Linked DNA regions of Mus musculus: regions 1 and 2 are each linked to region 3. Evidence: chromatin loops called from intact Hi-C (ENCODE). Cell type or tissue: left cerebral cortex. All regions are shown on one strand. Region 1 has its middle 110 kb from the start of Gm20387. Region 2 has its middle 20 kb from the start of 1700054K19Rik. Region 3 holds the start of Grm7 (glutamate receptor, metabotropic 7).

Region 1 (8,000 bases), 100 kb after region 3:
AGCCTCCACTGCACATGTACAGAGGCTCTTTTCTTGGCTCTTGTAACATAAAATTTGTATCTATAATAAAATGATTTTAATATGAATGCTGCCTTTAAAATAATTATATTTGATCAGGAAGGTTGATTCCATTTTTGTGGGTACCTGATATGTATATCAGTATATCATTTGGTACTCTTTCCTGTTGAATTACATATAACTTTTGTCTGGTGAGTTTGGTATCTCCAAATAACTTGCTATTCTTATAGTCACCACTTGAGAGAAGAGCATGGGATGTGGATCTAACCAATGGGTCCCCTTTGACTTCGGTGTCTGTTCAAAGATGGACCACTGTTAAGGATTGTGTGACTTCATTAAAACATTGTTAGCTTAAGCAACATGCAAATATTACCATGGCACTGATCATCCCTGAGACAGTCAACATTTTAATAACAGTAATGTTACTGTAGATAGTAGTATACACTACACATACAGAGTGGGAGGAGCTCATTCACTCGGTTGGGAATGAATGGTGTTGCAGTACTTTTGAAGGCAGTCTTGATGACCCTCATACAGCTTACATGCACTTACAATAAAATCACTGTTGTTTACCAACAGAGTTATAATTACTTTAGTCATAATTAACCAAACTCAGAAGTATTTAAGATAGCTTTTGTTTTTGTAAATTTTCTACTGCTTTAATAAAATAGCACAAAGAAGACAACATATAGTTAAACAAGACAGCATTTATTTGGGACATATAGATATCCCAATAAAAAGGCAACACATTCATTGAAGATGGTGGGAGAATTTTGAGCTTCAAAGTTCACCCATTAGTAACACAGCTGCCCTAGCAAAATATGCTACTAATGCAGGACCATGTGCTCCAACTTGTGAACCTATAGGAGGCAAACTCATTGTCAACAAGTGAATAAAAAGCCAAACTCATCCATCAGCAGGAGAGCATATTTCATCAAAAGAGTTGATCTATAGGACATGGATAGGACCAATTAGTACTTTCTGCTATGTTAAAGAAGGAAGTCTGGAAATGTCACTTATAGTTTGATTCCAAATGGGAAAATTTTGGAAAGATAAAAACCTCTTTAGAGTGTCTACAGCTATACCCACAAAAATGTCTCTAGCTGCAAAAAGATCAGGGTAAAGAAAGAAAGGTCAATCCATAGAATATAGAAGTTTTAGGGTGGTCAAACCAATCATTAAAATGATAGCTCCAAGACTCCATGTATTACTCCAATCTTATGCACTACACAAAAAAAAAAAGGGTGGCCACCAGTTTAAGTTACAGGCCCCTATTTAATAAATGAACATCAATTCTCATTTATCTACATTACAAATGTACCACAATCAGCCTGAATAACTAGAAGGGAATGATGGGGACCCTATATATTCTGTTCAGTTTCTGGTCTTAACTAAAATGTACACTAAATATAATTTCTATTAATTTACAAAATGATCAAATGAATTATAATTTTTTTAAATCTTAACTTTTTTATTACGTATTTTCCTCAATTACATTTCCAATGCTAGCCAAAAAGTCCCCCATATGCCCTCCCCCCCTACTCCCCTACCCACCCATTCCCACTTTTTGGCCCTGGCATTCCCCTGTACTGGGGCATATAAACTTTGTGTGTCCAATGGGCCTCTCTTTCCAGTGATGGCCAACTAGGCTATCTTTTGATACATATACAGCTAGAGTCAAGAGCTCCGGGGTACTGGTTAGTTCATAATGTTGTTGCACCTGCAGGGTTGCAGATCTCTTTAGCTCCTTGGATATTTTCTCTAGCTCCTCCATTGGGGGCCCTGTGATCCATCCAATAGCTGACTGTGAGCATCCACGTATGTGTTTGCTAGGTCCTGGCCTAGTCTCACAAGAGACAGCTATATCAGGGTCCTTTCAGCAAACGCTTGCTAGTGTATGCAATGGTGTCATCGTTTGGAGGCTAATTATGGGATGGATCCCTGGATATGGCAGTCTCTATATGGTCCATCCTTTTGTCTCAGCTCCAAACTTTGTCTCTGTTACACTTTCCATGGGTGATTGTTTCCAGTTCTAAGAAGGGTCAACGTGTCCACACTTTGGTCTTCATTCTTCTTCAGTTCCCAGATGCCCCTCAACAGAGGAATGGATACAAAAAAATGTGATACATTTACACAATGGAGTACTACTCAACTATTAAGAAGAATGAATCTATGAAATTCCTAGGCAAATGGTTGGACATTGGGGGCATCATCCTGAGTGAGGTAACACAATCACAAAAGAACTCAAATGATATGTACTCACTGATAAGTGGATATTATCCCAGAAACTTAGTATACCCGAGATATAAGATACAATTTGCAAAACACATGAAACTGAGGAAGAATTATAATTTTTGTGTTGTTTTGGATTGAAAGTCATATTAAATACTACTTTGGAGGTGCAATGTGGGGAAAAGCTGTCTATACAAAGAACAATGCAATGTAAACTGAGTGAATGACAGGAAGAGAGAGAGAGAGAGAGAGAGAGAGAGAGAGAGAGAGAGAGAGAGAGAGAGAGAGAGAGAGAGAGAAATGGAATCTCTCATCTTTTCTGGCTTCTGGAGAACAACTTAGCTTGGACTCAGGTCTATGCAAAACCTTTCATTTATAGTCCATGAAACCAATTTAGGCTGATCTGGTCTTTCTGCTACTTGATGGATTTACAGAGATTGATAGTGTGATTCTATTTATAGGGTATGGTTAAAAAATCATACACTATTTTTCAAGTGTGGAAGGGAACAATTTTCAAACAACACTGATAACAGAACCTGCAGAAATTCAGTTAAAGATAATGAAACACACTCTTAGGTGAGCAACGTTTTTAGTCTGGGTAATAGAAGTCCAAGATATCAACAGAATTTCCTCAGGAGCAACATCTGAATGGATTCAGACAACAACTGTCATATAAAGTGTATCTCATATATAAGTATGGAAGGAGAAAGTCTCTCATACTTAATGGCAAACTTCTCTATTTAATGAGCATCTTTTGAAGTGGATTTGTTTGTTTGTTTTAAACTCAGATGTTTGATGAAGACAAAACTTGAACATCACTATGTTTAAAACCTGGATAAGTCCTAGTGTAGGAATGAGCTCTGCTCACCTCCAAGAAAAACTTAAAAAAGAATAACCGCCAAGCAGAATTCAAGCACATGGAAATAATATAGAAATGGATTTATTAGAACTTTATACCAGATAAATTGACTGGGTCAGAATGGCCTGGTAACTTTTCCCACAGTAACAATCAGCATATGCTAAGGTAGGAAGGAGATAGACATCTGACAGAGCAATTTCTATGTTGTAATATAGCAAACAATAGGAGGTAGCATGCCTATACAGAGTATGTTACTAGGTCTATATATACAGTGTGTGTAGACGTGTACTTGATAGCAAAGGTCAAATGACACTTATTTTAGAAATTCCCCCTTTTCCCCCTTGCAGCAGAATGCTGGTCTTAGGAAGATAATCTCAGGGCACCTTTTAAAGTCACTGGTATATATATATTCTTTTATATTATGGAAAAAGCATGTAAGTGAGCAGTACTCCTGGAAGTCATTGAAGGATCTCACTGATGTCTAGCCACTTCTGATAATATGTCATCAGTTATCACAGATAGACACTTTCATCTTAATACTCCAACCACAAAAAGCCAAGAGGTCATCTTGGTCTGGTCAGAATCCAGGGTAGCATTTCCTATGGGTATGTATAGGTGGGCATACATACCACGTGTATTCAGCATATGCATGCATGTGTATGGTGCTGAGGATTGAATTTAGACTCTCACACATGCTACGTAAGTACTTTACAACTGACCTACATTCACAGGCCTGTTTATTTTACTTAATTTTTGAGTTTCTTTTGAGAAAGGGTCTCAGGAAGTTCCTCATCCTGAATTTATGATTCCCCCTTTCATAATTCTCAGGAGAAGTTATAATGACAGCACAGCCCTACCAGCAATGACTTCTAAGCTTTCTTGAAGTCACCATTTCTTGCCAAGTATTTCTTCTACTCAACTTGTGGCAATTTATTTATTACTTGTTTTTCAGACTCCTTCCTTTCTGACTTCCTGACGTTTTCAATTTCTGCTGGAAGACTGACATATGTCTGTGATAATGTAGCCATAGTGATGACACGTATAATAGTCTTTTATTGTTCTATCACACTGTACTTCTTAAAGACTTTGGAATATTGTAGTCCATTTTAGGAACTATGCATCACTTAAGGTTTAAAAAAATAATAACTGACTTCTCAAAGGTGACCTAAGGATGTCTGACTCAAATAACTGTCTTTTTAGCAGGTACATGGGCAATTCTGCCAACTGGGATTCCTGCTGCTAATGTGGTTTCCCATATTGTTGTGTGGGAAGCCATCGTGACATCAGCCCCTACACCACCGTTCAAATAGCAGCTCTCACACACACCTACTCTCTACAGATCATCACGGACAGCTTCCTTCTCTCCTATTTGTATAAAAAAGGGAAGCAGATGAACTGTGTTATTTGAGGGGGTGGAGATAAAAATTTACCAGCTATTTCTTGCAACACAGAAACCATGGAAAAGGTTTCCAGAAAGATTTGAAGCAGAAATGAACACTCTTGGACTCAGATCTTGCCTAAGCTGCTCTTCAGGCATGTCTTCCCTTCCATTTCTGAGTTCTGGCAAACGTGTCAAGGAAAGATGATTAATCCAGTTTCTGAAGAAGTGTTTGCAGTAATGAGAAACATGGAATGTGATTTGTGTGAGCATATTGAAGTGGGTTTGTGTGTGTGTGTCAACAGCATTGAAGATAAAGCTAAGTAAAGACAGTTAAAGATTTACTTGCTTTTTAATTAGTTATATTTAAGGATGGAAGTAGTTTGGAAAGTACAGAGCCTTCAGAGCATAGCTTTTGGTAGGCAGAGTTGGTTGAAAGCTTCTAGCAGAATCTGTTACTCAATGAACATCTTTGAATGGTTTTGAGCATGCTTGTTTACCATATGCCTAACAAACACTGCATTCTACTGTTAATTTCTCAACAAAACCTTGGCTTTTTACATAATCATTTGCAAGTTAAGATGGCCTTAAGAGTCCTATAAAATAACTGAAACGGTAACTTCTATTAATGACTACTAGTACAGGACACTGTTCACGTGTGTGCATTTACAATAATTTCTTTTTCTTTCTTTTAATTTTAATTAATTAATTTATTTGTTTTTTTGTTTTTCAAGACAGGGTTTCTCTTTGTAGCCCTGGCTGTCCTGGAACTCACTCTGTAGACCAGACTGGCTTTGAACTCAGAAATCCGACTACCTCCGCCTCGCAAATGCTGGGATTAAAGGCACGTGCCACCACTGCCTGGCTCTTTTTCTTTTAAAGACAGGTACTGTACTTCTCAATAGGTGAGCATGATGTCAGGTATTATTCAAAACAAAATATCTAAATAGAGAAATGGGCTCATGTCATAACTGAATGATGCACAGGTCGGCTCTCTCAAGGGAAACAGATACAGCCAGGGTGGGCATAAGTAAACCTAGACAAATCATAAGTAGGTATTGGGTGGGGAAAAGAACTAAAGCCCTGAGGGCCAGCAGAAAGAATGGAAACAGGCAACCTCCTGAGGTAAGAGGTTGGTGGTTCCCTCCAAAGTGTACCAGAAGCCTGGGAAGTGAGAGACTCTCAGGACTCAAAGGGAGAGACCTTAGACGAAATGCCCTACATTGGGGAGAGGGAACTTGTAGAGCCCACCTCCAGCAAAAAGACAGGGCATCAAGTGAGGGATGGGGTTTCCATTCCACTGTCAAAACTCAGACCCATAATTGTTCCGTCTGAAAGAATTATAGGGTTGGAAATGGAGAAGAGCCTGAGGAAAAGAAGTTCCAGTGGCCCAAAGTGGGATCCAGCTCAAGGGGAGGCCGCAAGGTCTGACACTATTACTGAGGCTATGGAGCGCTCACCTATCACGACTGCATTCCAAAAGACCCAACAAGCAGCTGAAAGAGTCAGATGCAGACATTTGCACCCAACCAATGGACAGAAGCTGCTGACCCCTGAAGTTGAATTAAGGAAAAACTGGAAGAAGCTGAGGAGGAGGGCGACACTGTAGGATGACCAGCAGTCTCAATTAACCTGGACCCCCCAAGATCTCTCAAACACTGGACCACCAATCAGGCAGCATACACCAGCTGATATGAGCCCCCCAACACATATACAGCAGAGGACTGCTAAGTCTGGGTTTAGTCAGAGAAAATACACCTAAACCTCAAGATACTGGAGGTCCAAGGAAGTTTAGAGGTCTGGTGGATGTGCAATAGTCGGAGGGTGTACTAGGAGAGGAATAAAATCTGGAATTTAAAATAAGTAAATATATAAATACAATTTTCAAAATCAAAGTTGAATGTCTTAAAAACTGTTTTTGAAAAGTTTCACGTGAGCAAAATTACATTTGGACAAATAAAAAATGGTGTGTGTGCTATTTATAGTACCTCCAGAATGTTTGTACTGTCTTAAAACTTGTGTGTTTTATGTATTCATCCCTCTATCCCCCGAAAGCCCTGTCAGCCAATGCCTGCTTTACTTCCTCAATAGTGTGAGATATTTTATTTAGCCAAATGACGAATCTCTTCTGGATAAAGGGGAAAACTAGTTTCTAGATTTTAAATGGAAGGTTAGTTTTGAATTGTTTTAAGTAGCCCAGGCTAAACTTGGAACTCATGGTCTTACAGCCTCATCCTCCTGAGTTCTGGTATTACAGATTTGTACCACCATACCCAGTTGGGAATTTTCATTTCAGAGATTTTTTTTCTTGTTTCAAGTGTCATATTGATATGTTCATTGCACTTTGAGCAATTTAGACAGTTTATTTTAAATTTGTGTGGTTCAGTTCATAAAAATCTAGCTGCAGCCTGATTAGGATTGAGGTGTCCAGCACACACACATAGGATTTTTTTCTCACATGAAGAATCTAGATTTTTGCTATAGCTGTCCTCACTCATAATCAGTGACACTAAGCTTATTGTATAATTCATAGACAGTAGAAATAGTTCTTAACAGAACCATCTATATTGATTAAGTATCCATCTAGTGAGTTATATCGAATTGCCCCAGTATGTGATAAGGCAAATCACATGATATGCAGAACAGACATAGAATATACTGGTTTGTTCTTATAGATTTCAGCAGATGGCACAGAACAGGCCCCATGTATAAGACCAACTCTTGATACATCATGTATCACACAGTTTTACCAGAAAATTACTAACTCTATGTACTCAAAATGTACCTAAGACAGGTGTGATGGAGTGAACAGGGTCAAAAGAGATGACTCAGTGGCTAAGAACACATACCGTTCATTCTTGCAAACATCTGAGTTCATTTTTTAGCACCTATGTTGAATATCTAACAAATGCCTATACCTCCAGTTCCAAGGATTTCTGAGCCCTCTGGTTTCTGTGGTAACTTGAATATACTTATTTGAGCCTGTGTGTGGCTCAAATAGAGATGCATAAGGAACAGGTAAGACTCATTTGCTTATCTGTGCTATGCCTATCAGCTCTGGGGTAGAAGCATTTGGGCTAAGACCTAGTTACTCCAGTTATTGGCTGAGTTAGTCACATAATGTTATTGTGTATGTACTTTCTGATCTGGACAATGGGAAATATACTACTACCCTCTTAAGGATGCATATGGCTTCATTTCTGATGAGATATAAGGCATGGAAGGTTCTAGAAATCACAGCCATCTCCATTATCTTATTCTCTTAAGTATAAACACTACATTCATGAATATATGGCCTACAATGGAGTTTTCTTTGTAATTCTTTTAGTCTTTCAGGAAGCCTACTGTACTCCATTGTGTTCTTTCTTCTCCATAACGAAAGCCTGAAAGATATTGCTATATACACCTAAATTTCATAGATCTAAATTATGTGTTTTTCCAAGGACCATGCTTAGGGTTTTAACTGTATAACATCCAGTAAAATCCATGAGAAAGAACTGAGTGTCTAAGTAA
Region 2 (8,000 bases), 1.5 Mb before region 3:
AGATGGGATGCAGAATTTAGGCATGAGAAAGCTTTTTTAAAAATTGAAAATAGATTCTTTTCTCATACAAAACAACCACACCACAGGCTCCCCTCCGTCCACACCTCCCGGCTTCTTCCCATCTCCCCTCTCTAAGATCCACTCTCCCTCTGTTACCATTCAGAAAAGAGCAGGCCTCCAAGATACAGCAACCAAACAGAACAAAACAAAACCCAATAAGATAGGGCAAAAAAAAAAATATCCCCCAAATCCCAGAAACAAAAAACCCTCACACTGAGTCTGGAGAAGGCAACCCAGCAAGAAGAAAAGAATCCCAAGAGCAGGCAAAAGATGTTGCGCCCACCTCGTCAGGCAAGGAAAAAACGCAACATAGTTGGATTCTTCTCAACAGCCTTTTTTATTCCTGGAACGCCTTGATGCTACGGGAACTCCGGAAACCCAGCAAGGACTGCTTATATACACCCCAGCACTGGGGAGAGCTATGTGTCCTCCTGGGATTGGTCAGTGTGCTGGCACTTTAATTTGTATGCACCGCTCGGGAGGGGTTGGCGCCAGATTCGGGCTAGGGCCTGCGCAGTGTTTACGGTGACAGTGTACCGGAGGCGGGCGCCATCTTTTAGGCGCCCGGCTGCCTACAAAAAGAGGTAAAGACACTCCCACATTTAGGACTTTTCCTTAAACACCAGACTAACAGTCATAGCACACATGTAGAACCTGTTGCAGACTCATGCAGGGCCCTGTGCTTGCCACTTCAGCCTCCATGAGACCGTATACACCCTGCTTCATTGACTCAGTGGGGTTCTGGTGTCCTCCACCCTCTCTGACTCCTGCCATCTTTTCTTCCTCTCTTCCAAGGGATTCCTCGAGCTCTGAAGGAGGGACACAATAGGAACCTTCAATTTAGACTCTCTTTGCATAATGTTTGGTCAAGGTAGCAGATGATGAGCTTGCTGGTGACTGGACAAGATGCCAATCTATGACTATAGCAGAATACCATTAGAAATCATTTAATCTGTCTATTTTCTTAGACCAGTCATGTTTTGTCCCCCACCCCCTAGGTCTCTGGGTTATCTGGTCTCCGGTTCCTGGACCTCCAAGCAGTGTCAGGAATGGGGTCCCCTCTTGTGGAGTGGGCCTCAGGTGTTGCTTGGCCACTCCCACAAGTTCTGTGCCACCGTTTCCACAGCACATCTGGTAGGCAGAATGGATTGTAGGTCAAAGGTTTTGTTTCTGTGTGGGTGTCCATCTTTCTCTTTCAGTAGGCTGCAGAGTACTTTCTGCACCAAGGAGACATGAATGTAGGTATGAAGGGTCCATGTAGGCACCAGCTTGACGTCTTGACATTTAATGAGCTGATGAAAGTTGTCCTGTGCAATGGAGCCCCACTGTCAGTTTGTGGAGAGCAACCCTCTGTCTTAGCATCAGCTTGGGTTGTTTGGAAATCTCCACAGGATCCCTTGGCCAATAACTCAATCTAATGCAACCCAGTCCCAACCACTGGGAGTCTTGCCTAGCTACAAGAGATGGCTAGCTCAGACTCTACTTCTCCTGTTACTAGGAGTCCTCACTAGGGTTACCCTCATAGATTCCAGGGAGTTTCCAAGGCACTAGGTTTCCAAATGCCCCTCCCCCCGGTCTTAGCTGTCTCTACCCATGCTTTATTTCTCCTTACTCCATCCCACCTCCCCCAGTCTGATGCCTCCTTCTCCCAACTCCCCTTTCCCTCCAGTCCACCTGCAAAATCTATTCTATTTTCCTTCCAGGGAGGTTCATGTGTCCTCCCAACCGCAGAACCCTCCTCTTTTCCTAACCTCTTGAGTTCATGGATTATAACTTGGTTATCATTTACTTAATGTCCAGTGTCTACTTATAAGTGAGTGCATGCCATATTTGTCTTTGTGGGTCTGGGTTTCCTCACTTGTGGGGAGCCGCCCTCACATTCACTGTTACAAGATGGCGCTGACATCCTGTGTTCTAAGTGGTAAACAAATAATCTGCGCATGTGCCAGGGGTAGTTCTTCACTCCATGTGCTCTGCTTTCCCCGTGACGACAACTCGGCCAATGGGCTGCAGCCAATCAGGGAGCGACACGTCCTAGGCGGAAGATAATTCTCCTTAAAAGGGATGGGGTTTTGCCATTCTCTCTCTTGCTCCTGAAGAAGTAAGCAATAAAGCTTTTGCCGCAGAAGATTCTGGTTTGTTACGTCTTTCTTGCCGGTCGAGTGAGACGCAATACTCACTCATGAAGTTTTTTCTCATTTCATTCATTTGCCTACACATTTTACAATACCATTAAAAAAAGAAAAACAGCTAAGGAATACTCCATTGCATACATGTACCCCATTTTCTTTGTTGATTCTTAGGTTGAGCAACATCTAGGTTGTTTTCAGTTTCTGGCTAATGTGAATAAAGGTGCTATGAGCATAGTTGAGCCAGTGTTCCTGTGGTAGGATGGAGTGTCCTTTGGGTACATACACAGGAGTGGTATAGAGCAGTCTCTAGGTAGTTCAATTCTCAATATTCTGAGGAACCTCCATATTGATTTTCATAGTGAGTACTCCCACATCAATGGAGGAGTGTTCCCCTTGCTCCACATCCTCATTAACATGAGATGTCACTTGTGTTTCTGATCACAGCCATTCAGACAGGTGTAAGGTGAACTCTCAGGGTCGTTTTGATTTGCATTTTCTTGGTGGCTAAGGATGTCGGACATTTCTTTAAGTGTTTCTCCGCCATTAGTGAGATTACTCAATTTATAATTTTCTGTTTAGATCTGTATACAATTTTAATATTGAATTATTTGTGTTTTTTCAAGTATCTAGTTTCTTGATTTTTTTTTATGTCATTTGGATATTAGCTCTCTGCCAGATGTGGAGTTGGTAAAATTTTTTCCCCATTCTGTAGGCTGCCTCTTTGTTCAATTGACTGTGTCATTTGTATTATAGGTTTCTTTGAGGTCCCATTTATTAATTGTTGATCTTAGTGCCTGAGCTATTCATGTTTTGTTCAGAAAGTTGTCTCCTGTTCCTATGTGTTTCCTCTATCAAGTTTAGTGTGTCTGATTTTATGTAGAGGCTTGACTTGGACTTGAGTTTTGTCAAGGCAATAAATACTGATCTATTTGTGTTTTTCTATATACAAATATTCAGTCTGACCAGCATCATTTGTTGAAGATGCTCTCACCCCCTACCCTTACCCCCACATATGTCTAGTTCCAGATTTCAAGTCCTAAATGAAAAAAAAAGGCACAGGACATTGTATCATACAACAGGTGTTGGACTTCTGGATATCTGTGCTGGTCCTTCCTCATCTCCAAGACCCACGACACTGAGGAGGAGAACATTAGCTGCTTCAGAATTGTGGACTCTCAATTATGTATGGAATTTTGGAACCCGAGCTGCAGAATCAGCAATACCCACGAGGGGGCAGTGTGGTAACAGCTCTGATTTCAGGAATCTGGCCTACCCAGCACCTTTGTGCACTAGTCAATTGAGGCTTGAGTGGCAAAAGTGTGTTGAGTTTGTAAGGAGGGCACTGCTGTATTATGGTGTAATGTCTGTTGTAAATGATATTTTAATGTTTGGGCCCTTACTCAGAAGAATCGGAAAATGAAATAAAAAAAAAGAAACAAAAACGCTTCTTTACACTCTTACGTAGAAGTGAGACCCCTAAGAACCGAATAAATGAGAGATAAATGCTTTTTTTTTCTTTCTTCATTACAGCAGTCTTAGAATTTATAACCCTTTTCTTTTGAAGATCGATTTTTGTTTCACCAAGTATTCTGGAAAGTTCTGCTTATGGCTTTTGGTTTCTGTCTGTAGAGAGATTTCTGATAAGGATGATAGTCATCAAGTGCCGTGCTCCATCCACCCATATTTCTTAGTTGGGCCACACACTGTTCTGATGGAGAAGGCAGGCGTGCTTATCCTCAAGGGAACAACGGTAGATTCCATTACCAGCTAGCAGAACAATGGATGCATACAGCCTTTTGACTGGAAAGTGGGGTAAAATGTGACTCAAGCACCTTTCCCCAGCAAAAGCCTTTCCAAGCTGGAGGGATTTGACCAAGAAACGGTATGGCAGAAGGATCTTCTCACTGTCCCAGTGGCCTGTCCTAGAAGCAAGGTTGTCAAGTGTCCGGTGTCAGGTACTTCTGCACCAGCCCTACATTGCTGCAATGTGGGCCATTTCCAAACTAAAGAGTTTTAAAAGCCCACAGTGACCACTTTGTCACTGTCTGAACTCAAGTGCTTTCCTTTGATCTCCATGGCCCTGAGGAGAATAGCGGGCTGGAGGGCCCATGTGCAAGGAGAGTGAGGGAGGCCCTGCACACTCAAGATGGAACCCCGATGCTGGCTTGCTTCTCTTCTGCACATTTTTAGACTCAGTTTGTCTGGTATTTGGGCTCCTTAACCCCAAAGTCCTTAAAGTGAACTTTAGTGTTCCACTTTTGAAGCTGTTGACTTCTAAAAGTCAGTGCAGAAGCAGCCAGTCTCCTTAATGCCTAGACCCCAAAATGTTACAACCACACTGTCACCCTGTTGACCAGCCAAGGACAGTTCTGCTTTTTCTTCAAAGGAAGAATAGAGAGTAGAGGTTGAATCTGATCAAAATCTATTCTCTCCCTCCCCTCTCTCCCTCCCTCCCTCCCTCCCCCTTTCTGTTTTTGATACAAGGTCTTACTATATAGCCATGCCTGACCTGGAACTATATGTAGATCAAGTTGTCCTCAAACTCACAGAGATTTGCCTGCCTCTACTACTCAAGCATTGGTATTAAAGACATGCTTCACTCAGTAAAATAGGCATACACACACACACACACACACACACACACACACACACACACATACATACATATATATAATGAAATTTGTTATTGTGTGTAATTAACACATGCTAACAACAAACAAAAGGATTAGATGTCTCCTCTGATGGAAAAAATACAGCAACACTGAAGAATTTTCAGTTGTCTTCAATACCTTCAGATCCTTAAAGCACTGAGAGAATTCTCCATGACATGTTGGGGACCTGACCTCTACTGTCCCTCACTGCAGATCTAGTCTCACTGTGGTCTCAATATCAGCAACCAGACCCAGGAGCCTTTTCTTGGGATCTAGATCTACAGCAAGACATGTGTGCTCTAGGTTGCTCCTTGCCATAGTGTGGTACACACACTTACAATAGCATACTTCTTATCTCTTATCTGTGAACCTGTCCCTGGACATTAGAGTGGAATGCACATGGCAGCTATCCACGTGTGTGTGTGTGTGTATGCATGCGCATGGGCACTTTTGAGCACACGTGTATGTATGTGTGTGCCTACATATGTGTGTGTGTTTGCCTGTGTGTGTGGGTGTCTGTTTGCACATGGAGCATAGATGCCTACTATTTTCAGAAGTACCAGAACCCCTGGAGTTGTAGCATCAGGAGACCCTGAATTTCCCTACAGTGGTGCTGGGAACCAAACTTGGATCTCTCTTTCTCAACATCCCAGCTTGGCTGCTTTCTTGCTTCTTATCTTACATGAGGGAGGAGCAAACAGTTTTCATCTGCTTACATTAAACTTGGTACCCTAGAGACCCACCTCCATATTGCTGGTACCGGAGCTGTTACCAGGATGTGCTAGCTATTATAACCATGCTTATGGTCTGCCTCTCCCAGTGAGATGCTTGGAATGAGTCCAGTCAAGGCAGAGTAGCAGGTCACCTGCTGGGGGGGCGGGGGGCAGACCCACCCTGCTGTTCTGACTGAGCTACCCTTGCAGGGACATGATTTTCCCTTAGAGTGGGCAGAGTTTGGAATCAAGGGGCAGGAGGGGGTTTTCCTTCTCCTCTTTCCTGCTATACTTAACAATAGCCCATATATGAGATTTCCCTTGGTTATATTCTTTCTCTTTCCTGTCCCCTCTTCTTTCTTTTATTCTTTCAACAAATATTTAAGTGACTCTAACAGACTAAGTTCTGGTCACATGGAATATGGAAGATAGTTCTGAGTCTTCATTCATCTGGAAGATTCTATTAAAAATAAGTGAGGATAGTTGCCAGATGGTAGTAAGAAAGAGAAGTCAAGAGAGGTCAGCATGTGGTAGACTGGGGTAGATTCAGGATCATTGCTAGTTCAAGAGGAAGTCAGGAGATACCTGAAGAAGAAGCATTTCAAGTGGGGGAACAGCATGTGCAAAGGCCCTGGGGCAAGTACAGGCTGCTATGTTTGAACAAGATCAAGAAAGCCAGTGTGCTAGCAAGACCCAGTTGAGCAAGATGCTATCAACAAATGATTTTATATGGAGCTACCACCTAAAATTCTTTGAAATAATTCTTTGAATTCATTTCATTCTAGAAACCTCACAAACATCCTTGAAAGGACTTGGGGAATAGAATGACCAGACAGTATTATTTGCCTATGATGGCTCTAGTTTCTATTTATTATCTTCGTGGAGAATTAATTAAAGACCCCTCTTCACTCCCCAAAGCACCCTGAGTGGGATGGTGGAGGGGGAAACTGAGGCATAGAGAGGGTAGTGAGGGAGGGAGTTGAACTCTAACTGAAGTCAGCCTGTGAATGTCCAAGTCATTTCTTCTAGAGTTTTCTGCTTCAAAAATGCTTCCACTTCACAGACCCTGGGGAACTAAACTCCTTGGGGTGGTTTACTGTCTCTTTGATTATTCTCTAAACTTCTTTCAGAATGGTGCTTAGATAATTTTGTAAACATTAAAGAAGCTGATGCTAGGACCAGCAGGTCCTTTGAAGAGAGATTTCAGTTTTGGCAACAGCCTGCAGGGCTTTGGAGCCAGCTCCTGTGAGTGAGTTGGGAAGATAAGCTGGGGACACTTTCTAGGGCTGAGGTCAGGGTTTGAATTGTTGATTTATTCCCTGTCTGGGAAGTGGAACTTGAGGATGAAGATCATTCTCAGAAAGCTGTATCATAAATGCTCCAGCAGTAACAGTGTCATTAGAAAGGGTCTAACTTCTCCACATTATCCATCTTTGCGTCTCATTTTTCCGCTTGGTAGAGATGACATACTGTGTCTAGACTTTTGTTGCTCAGCACATTTAGCTTGGAATGAGAGGATGTCTCTCCTGGCTGGTAGGCATGGCTGACTTTGGATGAAGAAAATAAATCAACCCTTCCTCCAAACTCAGGTTGCTGTCGGCTCAGTGTTTGGACCCCTCTGTATCAGCTCCTGCCTCTAGCCAGATTCCTTCCGTGTTTGACTTCCGGTCTTCAGTTTCTTTAATGACAAACAGTGATATGGAAGTAGAAGCCAAATAAACCCTTTCCTTCCTAACTTGCTTTTTGATCATGTTTTTTTCAGTGCCGTAATAGAAGACCTAAGACACGAATGAGTTATGTTTCTCTAGAGACACCCACACAGACATACCCAGAACTGTGTCTTCCAAATGATTCTAAATCCAGCCAAGTTGACCATGAGGATGAACCAACACTGCAGCTTTTCAAATAGTCAGTATGTTTAGTTTTGTAAACCTGTTTCCCACTGTAGAATTCTGGGAGCCTTATATTCCTTTCTCTGGACCTTCTTTCTCTTTCTTTCAGACTAAGCCAGCTAAGGTTTTAGCTAAGGTTTCTTTGAGATAGTTGAGGGAACTTATTACCGTGCCAGATTTCTTCAGTGTTATCCAAAGGTTTCCCATCATCTCTTTGACCTTGTCTGTAGGTCATGGGTTCACCACAGTCTCCTCTTCTTCTTCTTCTTCTTCTTCTTCTTCTTCTTCTTCTTCTTCTTCTTCTTCTTCTTCTTCTTCTTCTTCTTCTTCTTCTTCTTCTTCTTCTTCTTTTTTTTATCTTTAACCGTCTGTATAGGCTGAGAAATTCCCAAATCATCACAACATCTGCTTGCTTAAAGAAATTATTTGATCTCATTCCTTTCATGTTTTACTATAAACAATAAGAAAAAGCAGCGCTGTGGTTTTGAAATGTTGCTTAGAAATCTCTTTAGCTGAACACTGAAGATCAATATCAAGGAGCCATGCTTTTGC
Region 3 (8,000 bases):
TGAGTGTGAGAAAAGGAAACAGGGGTTGAGAAATGCCTATGAGGAAGGGAAACCAAACAAGGAAACAGAGAAGCATAAGGACACCTTGTCAGAGTTCCCTGAACTCAATTTCTAACCCTCAAAGCTATCCATTTCTACCCAGTGCAGTGCAGTCTAGGAGACAGAGGCTGCAGGGACCAAAGGCAGAGCACTGCGGTTGGAGCCCTAGATCTGCCTTTTTGAACCCAGGGCATAAGACCTGCATAACCCGCTTTAGCACATCCACTGTTCTTGGGCAGAGCAGACTGAGTTTCCCAGCTTAGAGCCTGGAATTCTGGGTGTGGGGCTGCACTAGTGAGGGAGGGGGACAAGGAGCGCAGGGAGCAGTCAGTGAAAGGGATTTTATTTCGCAGTTAGCATGAGCTCATCCCCAGCTGAGGTCTGAAGTGGCAGCAGAAAGCTAGCTGATCGCCCAGCTCCTGCCACCGGCCGGACTGCAAATGCAATTTAGGCGGTGCACAAAATTGCCAGGAGGAAACCAACTCAGGGGGATCACGTCAGCAGGCGGGGTCTCCCCAGTGGGGCGGATACCCCCATGCCTCTGATGCAGATGGGCTACAGGTCGTAAATTCAACCCCAAAGAGACGGGCAATTATCATCCACATGCGGGTAAACCCCAACCCTCTTTTGAAGAAGGGGTTTCTTGAGGTCTTCGAGAATATTTCCATGGAGTCGAGGTTTCCTAAGTGGCTTGGGCATGGGAAGCTGGGGAGTTGAGAAATGCCATTTTCAAAGCATCTTCTAATTTTTCATATTCCTTGTGTCTAACCTGCTCCCCTAGGAGCCCAGACACTTTTACAAGCCTGTTTCCGAACCATATTTCACTCTAATGCAAACCATTTAAATCATCGCCTTGTTTTTTCCGAAGATTGCTTCTTGTAAATGGGACCATAAATCCGGGGAGTCATGCCGTATGGAGTGGAGCGTGGACAGGGAAAGACATAAAAGAGGAGTAAACTAAGCAAGGAAGATACCTCCTTGGGTGGGGTGGGAGGGATTCGACAGGATCTCCAGGGTAGAAATGTTGGAGTGCTGGCCTGACCCCTGCAACCCATGAAGTCCAAACCAGCTTTTAAGGTTAGAGCGCAGGGAGCCACAGAATGCTCCTCCCCAAAGGGAGCGCCCCCCTACCTGGAAAAGCCTCAAGATGTTGGCTACCATGATGGAGACGGAGCTCCCCGAAGCCCCAATCACTCCAACTACTTTCTCTGGCTTGACGAAAACCGGGGGCTCTCCGTTGGTGCAACGCACGTCGGAGGTGTCCTTCTGGATAAGCGCCTGGACGAAAGTGAGCGACTGTTCGAGCGCATAAGTGTCCCTGGAACAAGTGTCCAGGATCCGCGCGCCTAACGTTACGTTGGGCAGCAGGTTGGGATCGCTGTTGATCTGGTCGAGAGCATAAAGCATAGCTTCCAGCCTGTGGATCCCATTCTCCCTCTTGATGTCGCCGCAGGGCACTCCGCTGGGACCCTTGGCGTGCACTGGGAACAGCCCCCCAAGGGTGACGTCCCCCTCGATCCGGATCGAGTGCGGGGCGTACATCTCCTGGCCGCGCGCCGCCGCCGCCAGCACGCACAGGAGCACCTCCAGCACGCAGCAGGGGAACTTCATCAAAGTCAGGACGCGGAGCAGCTTCCCCAGCTGGACCATGCCGCTCCGGATGCTGCTGCGGTAGCGGCGGCGGCGCTGGAGGGGATGCTGGTGGGCTCTCCCAGGTCCCGGCTTCTCGAGGTGAGCTCCTTTCGGGGGAAGCCCCGGGGACTTCTGTAGGCACAGAGGGTGGAGGAGACAGAGGAGGTGCAGCAGGAGAGGGGTGGGGGGTCCCAGGGCGTCAGCCAGTCTTTGGCACCTGGCACTGTAGCTCCGCTGGCCCGTGCACCAGCTTGCGCTCCCCGCTCCCTGGCTTGCCGCTCGCGCTCTCCAACAGCCAAGCACTGGGGAGAGGGCAGGGATTGCTATCGCTTTAAATGGTCGTTGGGCTCCCTCTCCTCCTCCTCCTCCTCCTCCCACTCCCTCTCTCCCTCCCTTGCTTGCTATCCATCTCTCCCCACCCTTCCCAGCGCCCGCCCTCCCCACCGGTTTGCATCATCACGCAGGGAGGGGCTGCGTGCTGAGGTAAGGGGGGGGGGGTGGAGGAATGGGTGGGTGGCCCGGGAGCCGAGAGGTTGCCTGTTCAGGGGAGTTTCGTGGTCCCCAGGGAATCTGTGGATTTCTGGATACTAGTAAGGGCTAAGTAAGCTCTTGTCCCCAACTCTGTGATGGAAACCTCAGGTTCACCAATACCCACGCCCATGTTCTAGGAACTGCAGACATCCACTTGGGATGAGTCGCGATATTGGTGCTGACTTATGGGGAGCCCCTGAGTCTGATCTTTGACTGTCAGCTCTGGCAGAAAGCTAGGGAGTACAGAAGTGGAGCAGCCAGTGAAAGGGGGCGGGAGGAGAGGAGATTCCAGTCTCTAAAGCTAGCTCAGAAAAATACTGGACATTCTGGAACCGGATTCTTGACTAAAGTCCTTAACCAGAGGCTTCTCCTATAGTAGGTACCCTCTATCCTGGAGGGAAGCTGAAGCCAAGAAGAAATCTAAAGTGGTACTCCACCCTCGATCTTCCTAAGGGCCAAGGCTGGTCAAACTAACCACATTCTTCAGCAGGTCAGTGGGGAAATTAACCACTGATTCAGTCAGTGCTTTTCCTTGCCTTTGCTGCAAGAGGAGACACTAAGAACTCCAGCACTTTCCTCTGTAGTGTTGATAGGTGCACTGCTCCCTTCTACCTATTTTCCAAGATACTCCTGGGCTGGTGACAGTTTTTCTTTACAGTTAAGAAACAGCAGGTAAAGTGGGGGAAGGTAAAAGGAAGTAAAAGGAGCTGGAGAAGTCTCTTTAAAGATGCAGATAGTAGGTTTTTGTGGTTTTGTTGTTGTTATTGTTTGCTTGTTTGTTTTCATTTGCTGCCATGGGATTTGGGGAACAAAGCAAAGAATGCTCAGGCAAGTTTCACTGTAGAAGGGAAAGTACCCCTCCTGAAACTAGCCCATTCATGCAACAAGTGTCCTTAGCTCTCTTACAGGGAAATTTAACATTTCTCTGGGACCTTAACTCAACTCTTGGTAATGTTTTCTGCTGTAGTGTGTAAAAGCTATATTGTACAGATTTGAGGGTGATGGAGAGAAAGCCACAAACAAGAATATGCTTTCTGGTGTTGATGAAGAATCTATTGTTAGATATAATATATAGTTCTGTTATATTGCCTCTACCACCAACTACCTGTGTGTCCTTGGTATTTCAGTGCCTCTGCCTGAATTTTAGTTTCCCCATCTGGAAAGTGATGAGATTGAGTTGGATGTCCTCCAAGTTGTCTTTTAACTAAAATCCTTTGTTAAAATAGGCCATGTCCCTTTGGCTACAGCGTTCTTTTTAGGCCAATATTCTCTGTTGCTTTATGCATAGGGAACCAGGACAAAAAATCTTCAGAACCCATCGCCAACCTTAACTGGCACTGTGGACTTTATGTGTTAGGCCAGGTGCTTCTGCTGGGCATCTGTTCTTCTTCCACATATGAATAGTCCATCACTTTCATTTGGGACATGTTCCTCGCTATTTCAATGCTTATGGTTTGAGAACGGAGCCCTCTTCCTATAATGTAGGTGTGGCTTATTAGTTCATGTGATCATTCTAGCCATAGTGCCATGGTCAAAAGAGAGAATAAAGGTCAACCAGAGTCTGAAGAACTCATCTTTGCCTTTGGTGGAGAAGCCAAAACAGAGGCCAGAGACTGGAGCTGGAGGTGGGGCTATCACTGCACCTGGTCACATCTCTGTAAAGTTGGGGGAAAAAAATAGGCCCTCTGCTTAACCCCTTCCTGTCCCTCTTTTGGAAAACTATCATGCTTTTCTGATTTTCCAAGTACAAGATATTTTACTGTCATCTTCAATGAAACTGTACTGTGATTCACATGCAAATTATATACATTATGCATATCAGTCACCCACTGTCTTGATACCTACTACAGCAATGTACACCCAGCATAATTACATATCATGGTGGCTCCTGCAGTGTGCAGCCAGTCTGTACATTGAGGATGTGCTCTGTGTTTGAATCCCAAACTGAGGTAGAGAGCAATGAAGACAGGGATGGAGAGGGGTATGATAGAGTGGATAGGGTCAGAGATGATACTGATGGGAGAAAGGAAGGAGTAAAAGAAAGAGACACAGAGATAGGGGAATGCATAGTCTAGAAAAACACATAGAGTGGGGGACAAATAGAAAGTCATCTCAATAAATTACTTCAGAACTCCCCCCATCCCCTATCCAGGCATACTTGAAGCAATATTTCTAGGGTTTTCCACTTATATGCATATGTGTTTTCTTTCTATTGTTTGAAGTCAAGAGCAGTCTTGTAACTCTTCTATTGTAATGCCCTACATCAGAATGCTGAGTGAAGTAGTTGGGATAGGGATTCTGTCAATATAGAGTTGTCGAAGCTGCAAAAGAAGAAAAAGCAAATGGAACAACTGAAAGGAATACAGTCAACAGCACACGAGGACAAGGATGCCTGATTTTAAATACCAGTGGCTTGGGCTCTCTTTAGTGAAAATGGAATCTTTCTTTTATTTTGAATTTCATGCTATGCTTTAGAAAGTTGCTACCAAATAGTACTCAGGGATGAGTTACAAGTAATCACTAGTTTTCTCCTGCACATGTATTCATCCATTCTCTCCCATTGCCCTCTCCCATCCCATGATAGTCCCATGAATACCTTTAAGCCATCTGTGCCACCCCAAATGCCACCCCATTCAGTGGGTGTTTTCTTGTGATGGCTAGTTTTATGTCAACTTGACACAAGCTATAGTCTCTGGAGAGGAGACAGCCTCAATTGAAAAATTGGCTTTATAAGATTGGGGAGGAGGCAAGCATTGCTATAAAATTTTTTCTTAATTAGTGATTAGTGTGGGAATGCCAAGCCCATTGTAGGTGGTGCTATCTCTTGGTGTGTGGTCCTCAGTTTTATAAGAAGGGAGGTTGAGAAAGACTTGAGAAGCAAGGAAGTAATTATCATTTCTCCATGGCCTCTGCATCAGCTCTGGCCTCTAAATTTCTGCACTGTTTGAGTTCCTGTCTTGATTTTCTTCAGTGATGAACTATGATCTAGAAGTATAAGCCAAATAAACATTTTCTTCCTGTACTTGCTTTCAGTCCTGGTGTTTCATCACAATAATAGTAACCCTAGCTAAGAGCCCTTTCTCTTTGAGGATTCTCCCTAAACATCTGGCAGCTAGTATCATATCCCTTGTAGTAAGCTATTTGTGTATATGTCTGACTTCTCTGCCAAGTTGTAAGATCCTTAAGGGTAAGAGCTAGAGTGTTAATTTTCTCTTCATCCAAGACAATGTTTCCAATGATGTCTGTGTCTAAGTTTCACTCATATATTGAAATGAATCAGAAGTGGTTCAATCTGAGCTGTCCTTACCTGGCAGTGACCAGAACCTCAAATGGACAGAGCACATAAATTTCTCATCTCTTAGTCATTATGCACAGTTTCTGGAATATAATGGATAATTAATGTTCTTTAAAATACTTTTGTTTAGAAAAAATGGAAGTCTGAAACAGCTTTACCTTAAGCACTTGATCAACTACATGAAAGTATAGATTGATTCTTCTGGATTTAAGACCTCACTTTTTGACCAATAGCTGAGCTTGCTGCCATGGGCTGCCTGAACAAGGTAAGAGTCACTGAGATCCGTTTTTAGGTAGACATTGGCATCTCTGAACTATATAGAAAGCAAAATTTATTACTAGAGAAAGAACATGTGATACTGAGTTTACAGAATCTCTATGCATTTCGAACACACAGCATCACATTTATTTTTATATATGAAGCCACAGTGGAGAACCTAGCCCTTTATAGTAGGCATTTATTTTTCATTGGAATTATAAATTAAAATCACCCTGTAAAAATTGTTCAGGTAGAACTGGGATAATGATTATTATAAGGGCAGGTGTAACTGAAAAAGAATCGAGCTTTATCCACAGAGATAATACATTATAAAAGTGTCTGCAGGCTTGCTTCTGTACCATCATCCATCTCTACTCATGGTCTCATAAAAATATCTTACTGAACATAAGAGTTCCTCCCTATTTTTGTTGAATTTTATTAAAAGATTTAGCTCCATTTTTTTTTAGATTTTTAAACCTTTATTTTATGTATTTGAGTGTTGCCCAAATGTATGTTTGTGTTTGTATGCAGTACCAAGAGGCCAGAGAAGAATTGGATGTTCTCCAGTCCTGGAACTGGAGTCATGGATATCTGTGAGCGACCACATTGGTCCTGGGAGACCAACCAACCAACCAACCAACCAACCAACCAACCAACCAACCAACAGCAAAATCAACAGCAAAAGCATCTAGTTTTCGGCAAGAGCATAAAATGCTCTTAACCACTGAGCCATATCTCCTGCCTCAATTTCATCTGATTTTTTTTTCCTATGATTTCACTTTCCATCATACTGTGTGGAAAACACTTTCTACTTTTAATTTCTGTCTGTTGCATATGTGTGTGGGTGTCTGCAGGCCAGAAGAGGGCATAGTTATCTCATGTAGCTACCACTGCAAGCAATCTTGAGCATCTCAGCATGGGTGCTGGGACCCACACCTCCTCAGGATCAGCAAGAGCTCTTAGCTGATTAGCCAAACCCCAATATCTTTTCTGTATATATTTAATTCTAATTTGTAATCTACCAAGCTACCATTAATTTCTGCTTCCTTTTTTTCCTATATGTGAGCATATATGTGTATATGCTAAGTATATATCTAGGTAAGGCCTAGAAGTAGTTGTCAGCTCTGGAACAAGATTTACAAGTGACTGGTAAGGTACCGAATTTGACTGCTAGAATCTGAACTCAGGTCTTCAAGAGCAGCAAGTCGTATTAGCTGCTGATGCATCTCTCCCCCGCTTAGTAGCATTTCTTAAGCTAAAACAATCTAAATATCATTCCTTTCTTCATACATATATCCAGCCACATGTTTTGGATTTTTTTTCTGACATAGTATCTCAAGAATCCATTTTTCCAAAAATAAGATTGACCTTCTTGCCGGGTGGTGGTGGCACACGCATTTACCTTTAATCCCACACTTGGAAGGCAGAGGCAGGTGGATTTCTGAGTTGGAGGCCAGCCTGGTCTACAAAGTGAGTTCCAGGACAGCCAGGGCTATACAGAGAAACCTTGTCTCGAAAAACCATAAAAGAAAAAAAAAAATGACAGTCTTATCCTTTTACCTCCTAAGCATGGGGAACAAACATGGACTCATCACGGTTATATACAGTGCTGGGGATTGACCTTCATACTTCTCCTATGCTCACAACCATCTGCAACTTTACTTCAAGGATTATGTTTATCTTTTCTGAACTTTCTTAGAACCAGGCACATGATGCACATACACATGCACAGGCAGAATTCTCATATGCATAAATTGAAAATAAATAAAAATTCACCTAGTGAATTCTATCTTCAGATAGAATAGAATGGAGACAGAATTAAAATGGACATTCACACTTACTTTACATTATTAAATATGGTCACTTTTCCCTGGAGAAAAAGACACTATTACATTTTGTGTTGTATTTTTCTGAGATTCATTTTTTGGTAGATATATTTATGTCATTTAACTATCATCTATTCCTCATATTTCTTTTTTCTTATTGTTAAAATATCTGGTATTGCACAGAAATACATAGTAAAAGCCTCTGCAGGCCAGGTCAAAAGTCACTTCCCTTGATCGTCTTATCTTCCTTTATAAAGGTCTATTTTGCTTTAGGAACTCAAGTAAGTGGTACACAAGACAAGTTTTAGAAGATTATTATTATTATTATTATTATTATTATTATTATTATTATTATTATTTTGGTTTTTCGAGACAGGATTTCTCTGTATAGCCCTAGATGTCCTGGAACTCACTCTGTG

The links. Peaks named below come from ENCODE experiments on the same cell type or tissue, not always from the same donor. Only the 100,000 strongest peaks of a DNase experiment are listed, where the experiment ranks them.
Region 1: a loop joins it to region 3, with 10 times the contacts of the local background. A loop is called at or near these places in 2 of 42 quality-filtered maps.
Region 2: it touches region 3 in a loop (5-fold over the local background); 3 of 42 quality-filtered maps call a loop at or near these places.

What each region holds. Positions count from the first base shown.
Region 1 is chr6:110,535,505-110,543,504 of GRCm38, reverse strand. No RefSeq gene overlaps it. Among named protein-coding and RNA genes, the nearest start is that of Gm20387, 110 kb to the left of the region's middle. In left cerebral cortex, no CTCF peak of the experiment used is centred here; DNase peaks (open chromatin) are centred at 3,858, 3,959, 4,434 and 4,625; H3K27ac peaks cover 306 bases.
Region 2 is chr6:112,186,689-112,194,688 of GRCm38, reverse strand. No RefSeq gene overlaps it. Among named protein-coding and RNA genes, the nearest start is that of 1700054K19Rik, 20 kb to the left of the region's middle. In left cerebral cortex, a CTCF peak has its summit at 3,419 (motif pointing right); DNase peaks (open chromatin) are centred at 444, 3,422 and 7,400.
Region 3 is chr6:110,639,557-110,647,556 of GRCm38, reverse strand. It overlaps Grm7 (glutamate receptor, metabotropic 7), which reads right to left and starts at 1,959. Exons shown (of 10, transcript NM_177328.3): 1 at 1,171-1,959. The coding sequence starts at 1,689. Gm20387 (a long non-coding RNA gene) reads left to right here and starts at 2,162. Exons shown (of 4, transcript XR_001785349.2): 1 at 2,162-2,692; 2 at 5,628-5,762; 3 at 6,287-8,000. In left cerebral cortex, a CTCF peak has its summit at 6,603 (motif pointing right); DNase peaks (open chromatin) are centred at 1,378, 1,614, 2,004, 3,387 and 2 more places; H3K4me3 peaks cover 2,898 bases; H3K27ac peaks cover 2,690 bases.